2 separate regions of the Mus musculus genome follow, and region 2 is linked to region 1. Evidence: chromatin loops called from intact Hi-C (ENCODE). Cell type or tissue: left cerebral cortex. All regions are shown on one strand.

What was found. A loop is a pair of places that touch in the nucleus more often than their neighbours do. Peaks named below come from ENCODE experiments on the same cell type or tissue, not always from the same donor. Only the 100,000 strongest peaks of a DNase experiment are listed, where the experiment ranks them.
Region 2: a loop joins it to region 1, with 3 times the contacts of the local background. A loop is called at or near these places in 25 of 42 quality-filtered maps.

Annotation. Positions count from the first base shown.
Region 1 is chr16:90,725,153-90,729,152 of GRCm38, reverse strand. It overlaps Mis18a (MIS18 kinetochore protein A), which reads left to right and starts at 1,782. Exons shown (of 5, transcript NM_025642.1): 1 at 1,782-2,127; 2 at 2,794-2,860. The coding sequence starts at 1,881. Gm17518 (a long non-coding RNA gene) reads right to left here and starts at 1,733. Exons shown (of 2, transcript XR_876238.3): 1 at 1,482-1,733; 2 at 1-833. In left cerebral cortex, a CTCF peak has its summit at 1,838; a DNase peak (open chromatin) is centred at 1,708; H3K4me3 peaks cover 1,432 bases; H3K27ac peaks cover 543 bases.
Region 2 is chr16:90,378,537-90,382,536 of GRCm38, reverse strand. No RefSeq gene overlaps it. Among named protein-coding and RNA genes, the nearest start is that of Hunk, 5.9 kb to the left of the region's middle. In left cerebral cortex, CTCF peaks have their summits at 721 (motif pointing left) and 2,457 (motif pointing left); DNase peaks (open chromatin) are centred at 713 and 2,443.

The DNA.
Region 1 (4,000 bases):
AGTTCAATCCTCAGGAAGAAAACAAGAGGCTTCAAGTTGTCCTCTGACCTCCAGCATGTTCATGTTCCCCCTTAAATACATGCAAATAAAAATGAACCCACAATCTGTTCAGGAAGATGCTCAAGGCCTCATCCATTCATTTCTCCTCCTGCTTCCTCTATCTGTCCTTTCTCCTGTCTTTTCCTTCCCCTCCCTTCCCACCACACCTAGTTCAGCAAAACAAAACATTGGTTCTAGAGTGTTTGGCAACGTCTGCTATTTCCTGCATCCACTGGGGATCTTGGAACTTTAAAGGAAATTTCCAGGAAAGAAGAAGAGACTACAATGGCTAGCTGGAGGATCAGAGCATCAGTGATGTGGAGAGGTTGGAAGTTCAAAGCCCAGTAATTTGGGGTTACCTTGAGTCCCCTCCGTGGTCATTTACTCCCCTCCCTTGTATGTGGCCATATCCTTCTGACTATTAGTTAAATACTTTAATGTGTACAAACAGATTCCCCAGCTTATAACCAAAATGCTAAGAGTATGGCCAGGTAGCATCAGGGTCTACAGCAGGGTCCCACTGCTTTGCTGTAATCTGCCTATTGGTGTACCTTCCAGTGTATTTGCAAAGTCTGTTGGTTTATGGTATTCTTTGCTCCGTTCCGTCTTGGCACACCTCAAGCAGGACCACAGGATTCCTGGCGGTTAAAGGTCGATACGCCTCAGGGACTTGTTGAAATAGGTTCCAAAAGGAGTCATTTCTTTGCCTCTGGGCTGGGCTGTTATCCTAGCATGTGGGAGGCTGAAGCAGGAGGATCACTGTGGGTGAGCTACATAATGAATTCCTGGGCAGCCTGGACAAAAAAAAAAAAAAAAAGATTCAAAAAACAGAAAGTCAAAATCATATTCAGAGAAGGCAAAATAGCCTTTCTAGTTTCCAGCCTGGTACCACCTCGGTCAGGTCAACGACTTAGGATTTGAAACTTTTTGCTAGTGGCCAGAGATACGAAAATAGGTGGTAAGTGTGATGTAGTTTAGTGAAGCGAACTGGGTAGTGTGACTGGGGGGGGGGGGGGGGGGGAGGGGGATATGGTGGTCTTTGCGTGTTGTTTCTTACTGATGCATCCAGGCTGTTCGTGGTGGCGCGCCTTCCCTCTAGCCTGTGGTCTTTGAAATCAAAAGCTGACTTTCTTTAGACTGACCGTCCTTCCCGCCCTGGAGTAGGGTGAACCATACTCTGACCCAGACACACGCCCACTCTGTAGCCACAGCGATGCTGTCCCCTCCAGCTTCTCATATTTTTTCCTTGCAGTGCTAGTCTCAGTAACGCTGGGTCCTTGAGGCAGGGGGCGTCTTTGGCTCGCCACAGACCCCTGTTTTTTTCTAGATGTAGGAAAGCGGGTCTCCGGGAGCAGACGGGCTAGAATCAGAGATGTGACTTGCAGTACACCGCTTGGAATTCCTGGGTCCACTTTCGGCTCCGTGAAGATGGGTCTGCTTACCCAGCACGGGCATGCCCGCTAACAGTGTGGAGGAACTAGGTGAGCTGCTACTCATTTAATTCGAAGCCTTCAACTTTCTCAGCAGCGGCGGAAGGAGCTGAAATGCCCGCAGATAGCACCCCAGCACCCCAGTTCACCAGCTTTCGCTCAGGAAGACCGCAGGACGCAAGCGCAGTGAGCGCGGCTCGCGCGCCGGTCAGATGGCGAGCATGCGCCTTCGATGCAGTCGGGCCCTTCTTCAGGTCCCACCCCTTCGGGCGGTGCCCCGCCTCTTGCACCTTGCGCATGCGCAGAGGTATTATTCCCGTGAGGTTCCGGGGCGCGGCAAATTCGTATGTCATGGCTGCTTCCTGGTCTCTGGGATGTTCCTTGACCGCTTGTGGTTAAAACCGCCTGGCTATGTCGAGCGAGTCCCCCCTGCTGGAGAAGCGTCTGTCGGAAGACTCGAGCCGCTACCTGCGGCTGCAGAAGTGGGCAAACATGTCGAGCGCAGACGCGTTAGGGCTAGAGAAGGAACGGCCTGAGGAGAAGGCGGCCGCGGCGGAGAACCCGCTGGTGTTCCTTTGTGCCCGCTGTCGCCGGCCACTGGGCGACTCGCTCACCTGGGTGGCCAGCCAGGAGGACACCAACTGCATCCTGTTGCGCAGTCAGTTCGGGCCGCCCTCCTGCGTCGGGGTTTCCTGGGGCTGCGGGGGCTGGGGTGGGGACGAGAGCTGTCCCAGCAAACCGCAGGAGAGGCGTCCCTGTGGGTGGCTCACGAGTGACAAGTTTTTTCCTGGGTCTTCCATGCCCCCCAAGGGCAGCGGTTGAGCGTCATCCTGACGTTTTAGGAAGGTGCTTCCTTCAGGGGAGTGTTTTCACATCTGACGGACTCTGTCAGCTGCTTTGGGGACTTAGCTTAGTGTCCTTGGGCAGTCTGTTCAACTGCTTGTGCCTCAAGTTTCTCGTCTCCAAAACGAGGGATAATGATGGGATAACGGGGACGATTAAATAAGTGTATGGTATATGGCCACAGAGTAGGCGATGTCTTTACTGGGTGAGTCCCAATGCTCTTCGCTGGGTCATTTTGTTTATCTCTTAACCCCACTGGTTTTCAGAAAAGGATGTGAAGTAATCCTTGTTCCACCTCTTCTCCCAGAAGGCCCCCATCCCTTTAGTGCTGAACCACGGGAGTACCCCACTTCCCACCAGTCTTTGGGCTCTTTTTTTCCCCTAGTCCTCTAAAATACAAGTTAAAGTTGAGTTAAAAGTTCCTGTCTGCAGGTGTGTAACAACAAACCACACTAACAAAGTGTTGCGACTCTCTTTCCAGGCGTCTCCTGTAACGTCTCTGTGGATAAGGAACCGAAACTGTCCAAGTGCAGAGATGAAGACGGTTGGTAAGTAAGATATTTATGTGAATATGTGAGAGAAAATTTTATTTTATTTATTTATTTTTGGTTTTTCGAGACAGGGTTTCTCTGTATAGCCCTGCCTGTCCTGGAACTCACTTTGTAGACCAGGCTGGCCTCGAACTCAGAAATCAGCCTGCCTCTGCCTCCCGAGTGCTGGGATTAAAGGCGTGCGCCACCACGCCCGGCTGAAAACTTTAATTTTAAGGAAAAATCTTCTACCGACCGTTCTGTGAGATTGCTTGAGATATAACTTTTCATGGTAATTGAATGCATTGAAAAGAAGAAAGGATCCATTATTTGATGGTGATAGCCCCTTAAGATCGGAAAGTGGGAGTTTCTAAGATTCTGAAAGTGTATTTAACACTGATTTTTAGGGCTCTGAGTTTGGTGCCAAAGAAAATGGAAAGTAAAGCAGAAAATATCTATCTTAAAATCTCCAAGTTGAAAGTGTCCTATTCCTGTCCCAGTGCTGCCTGTCTCTTCCTTGTACTGGCAGACAGAAAATACTAATACAGAGCCCACACCCACAGCTGACTGGGCTACGCAGACAGGCCATCTGTGGCTGTAAGTCACTAGTCCCAGGTTCCATGTGCTGGGGCCGAGGGGACAGATAACTTGTCACGGCTGACTACTAACTAGTGTTGGCAAGTGCTGTCCTCAGCAGACTGAGTAGAAAGCTCTGCCTTTTATGTTTGCTACCCCAGAGAGGAGCCGTGTCTTGCTGAGGTGTAGAAACTAGTTCAGGTAGTACCTCAATCAGAGAATCAAGAGGTGGGACTGACTTGAAGGTTTTAATAATGGTTTTAGTAATATTCGAATATAAGTGTTATAGAAACTGGCAGGGAAATTGCATTGACATTGATAAAGATGATATGGGTGTGACAGATTATGTTGTTGGCAAGTAGCTGATTTCAAGCTTGGAAATCTCAATTTCATATATTTTTAAATTTATTATTTTCTATGTATGAGTATTTTGCAAGTATGTATGTATGTTCACCATGTGTGTGCCTGGTGCCTAGGAAGGTCAGAAGAGGGCATTGGATCCTCTGGAACTGGGAGTTACAGACAGTTGTGAGCTGCACTGTGGGTACTGGGAGTTGAACTTGGCTCTCTCTCTACAAGAGC
Region 2 (4,000 bases), 350 kb after region 1:
TTAGTTTGGGGTCTGTGGTTCCTGCGGATAGTGGGATCTAAGACCGGGCTGATAGGAGGCATGGCAGCAAGCAGTCGGGCTTGGCTTTGTAGCAGTAGCTAAGAGCTTAAGTGTGAGATAAGAACCTCAAGGCAGAGAGAAGCAAACTAGGAATGGCATGGGCTTTTAAAATCTCAGCGACACTCCTCCTCCAACAAGGCCACACCTCCTAGTCCTCCCCAAACAGCTCCACCCACTGCAGAACAAACATTCAGATAAATGAGCCAATGGGAGCCAGTCTCAGAGAAGTTAACCCAAAATGTCCCAAAGCCCACACGTGCCTCTCTTAGATATCATGAGTCTCAGGTCTGACCGCTAGATTGGACCTCTTCCTCGTTCCAAGTCTCATGGGCTGACTTCATTTCAGCAAGCCATCTGATGAGACCTCAGACCTCATCTGGGGCTACCACCCACACCTCTCCGTTCTCTTTTCTTGGGCTTCACTCAAGTTCACCCAAATATCAAGCAGTCATCCTTTGCTTCTTCACCTCCTTAATCCTTGTCTCTATCTCTTCTATCAGACAAACCACGCCCATCTGTGGCCACCTGCGGCTCTCCTGTCACCTTATTCCAACCACCATCATCTCACCTAACTGGAGTCCCTTGCTTTTATGCCAAGCCAAAACCACCTCGCTCTCCAATCTGTAACTCCAGTTTCAGGGTATCTGATGCCCCCTTCTGGCCTCCTTGAGCACTGCACACATGTGATCCACACACAAACAGGCACACATACAGATGTGTCCCCACACCTGTGTTCCTGGCTCATTGCAGGTGCTCAGCCTAGGACATCATCTTAACTCTTATCTGTGGGGGGAGGTGAGGGTGGTTCTGGGCTCTAGGGTGTGTGACAACTTCAATGTGATGGGAGGTGGGCGGTGACACCGTGCCAACCCCCCACAACTGCCTCCCAGCGTCCTCCACAATGACATTCTGAGTGAAACGATACATTCTTTCACACAAGATGCCGGTTGCCCCTCTAGGAACGTACTCTCAACACAGTTGTGCCTGCCGAGGTCCACAGGAGCCAAGGGATGTACTGTTGCGAGAACAATTATCCTCCACCTCCACCATCAGGGAACACAGGATTTTCAGATGATTCTGAGTCCCAGATGGAGGAGAAATGACATTTGAAACATTCCACAGGGAAGACGCCGTCCTGCACAGTCCCCTTGCACATGTTTGTCTGGTGGAAGTGGTGTCCCATCTCACATCAAAACCGATGTCACCCCTGTGGCTTTACAAGGACCTAAGATCTCCACCTCACCACCAGGTACCACACTCTTCCCATACCTCACATAACCTCTTTAACCCCCTACAGGCACAGAAGCCCCCTGCCAAGTGGTCTCCCTGAATTTCCTGTTCCTTAGAATATCTATACACACACACACACACAGAGAGAGAGAGAGAGAGAGAGAGAGAGAGAGAGAGAGAGAGAGAACTCTACCCCCCACAGAGCTGACTCTCATCATCTTGTCTTGATTCAAATGTCACTAACTTGTGCCTTTTCTGTGACTTTTTCCATAGTATAAACGGATCCACCTCCCTGTGACTCACCTCCTTAATCTTCCCTCCTCTTCTTCTTCTTCTTCTTCTTCTTTTTCTTCTTCTTCTTCTTCTTCTTCTTCTTCTTCTTCTTCTTCTTCTCCTCCTCCTCCTCCTCCTCCTCCTCCTCCTTCTCCTCCTCCTCCTCCTCCTTCTCCTCTTTCTCCCCCTTCTTCTTTTTGTAGTATTTATTGCTGACCAAGAAATTACATGGTTTCCTTGTTATTTTGCTTATTGTTTGTATTTCTTCCAGGAACTACAGCCCCAGGAGAGTTGGGATTTTAGTTAGGGGAGCTGTGCATAGAGGCTGACTCCTGGAAGGAAAGCAATACAAATTTGTGGTGGTTGGATGATTTTATTGTATTTTTTTTTCAAGACAGGGTCTCCTGACTCTGCATCCTTGGCTGTCCTAGAATACACTCTGTACACCAGGCTGACCTCAAAGGTTGGATGAACTTTTAACTCACCATAATAAACAAAAGGAGAAAAAGAGAAACTGCAGGAAAATTGTGTCCTGCTGAATATTATACGCACCCCAAAGGCACATTGGAATAAAGTAAGTATTTTTGCTACAGAGATAAACCTCCATGATAAGCTGCATGTGTGGGTTATGGAAAAGGTTACCATCAATACTAAGCTTATTGACCATGCCTAGCTGAACGCTGCCACTGTCCATTTCTGGACGTAACCTGCAGTAGCAAGGGAGTTACAGAGTGAGCACGCGATGAGCAACCCTGTGTGGTTGCGAATGGAGACACAGAGATGTTAAGAGAAAAGACACCTTAGCATTGGCCTGAGCCCAAACTGATGGCGGAGGGCTGCCTAGAGCAGGTAGGTGGACTGACGCGGACCAGAAGAGGTGGGCGCCCCCTGCTGGCGGACTCTTTTCCCTGCACGTCCTAACAAGGGACCACAAAGTGATTTCTCACCTCTGAGAGTCAGCTTTCTTCATCTGGAAAAAGAAGAATTTTTTTTTTTTGCTTGTTTTGTTGTTATTAGCACAACTATATTACATCATAGTAATTAAAGATGTAATTCATAAAACAACAAATTACAATCAAGAGTGAATGCTTTTAAAGACATGGCTGTCTAACTCCTCTTCAATGGAAGCGTCCCGGAAGCATCCTGAAGTAGACAACTTCATGCCTTGTGCTCACTGCTGCAGCCCACCCACAAGCCTATGTTCCTGCCTTTGTGACCCTGAACTTCTGGTGTGTCTCTTTTGAGGCCTTTATTACTGCCAATGAACCGCTATGTAGAAAGATTGAAGATGATAGATAAATCACTAGACAGGTCAATTAACAAAAATTATGTGAAAATAGTAGGCAGATGATCGAAAGATAAATTAATAGATGGCAGATAAACAGACGCATTGATAATAATAATGAGGATGACACATGATATTTAGATAAAACTTAACTGGACAATATATAGCTACAGAAAGAGGCAGAGAGCTGAAGTGGGTGTGAAGCACACACCTGTAATTCAAGTTAAGGCTAGGAGTTCAAGACCAACCTAGGTTTCTTAGTGGTTACCAGACCAACCTGAGCTACCTGTGTGAAACTATGTCTCAAAAAAAAAAGATAGATAAGAGATAGTTAAAGGATGACTAATAGATGGCAGGCAAATAGATATGAGTAGATCAATAAACTCTAGATAGATAGATGATGGATAACAGTTTAAAAAAATGGCACCTAGATAGATGCTTAGTAGAAAAATTAAGCAACAGGTAGCCATATGATAGATTGATTCATCAGCAAAGGGCAAGGTGAGGAGAAGGATTCTGTCTACAGGAGAGAGATGAGACATCCTGGGAGGTTCCTTAGCTGCCCTCGGGGCTTCCCCCAGATGCAGCCACAATGCAGTCCCTGTCTTCTTGTGACTCGTACCTTTGCACAGCCTGTGTTTTCCTTCTGTCAGAGGGTCATCGGTAGTCCCTCCTACCCACAGCCACCGATGTGAGCTAAGGTGTGACCTGATGCAGTCATAGTGGAATTAAGACGTCCTGGATGTCTTACGCAGCTGCCTCAGCCCCTGAGGCAATAAGGAACCATGGGACTGGGGATCCACTCTACTTCTGTCTGCCTTCCTGTGTGACAATGAACTAGCTCAGTGCTGACTTTCTAGACCTGCAGCGGGAGACATCACTGCAGCATTGGGCTGCTTGATACTTGCGGGACCTAGTCTTGTTTGTCAACTTGAATACATCTACAAGTAGCTAAAAGTCAAGAGGAGGCTATGGACACCTGTGAGAGATTTTTGTAATTAAATTAATTGATGTGTGAGAACCCACTTTTAATCTGGATCTTCTTCTTCTTCTTCTTCTTCTTCTTCTTCTTCTTCTTCTTCTTCTTCTTCTTCTTCTTCTTCTTCTTTTCCTTCTTCTTCTTCTCCTTCTTCTTCTTCTTCTCCTTCTTCT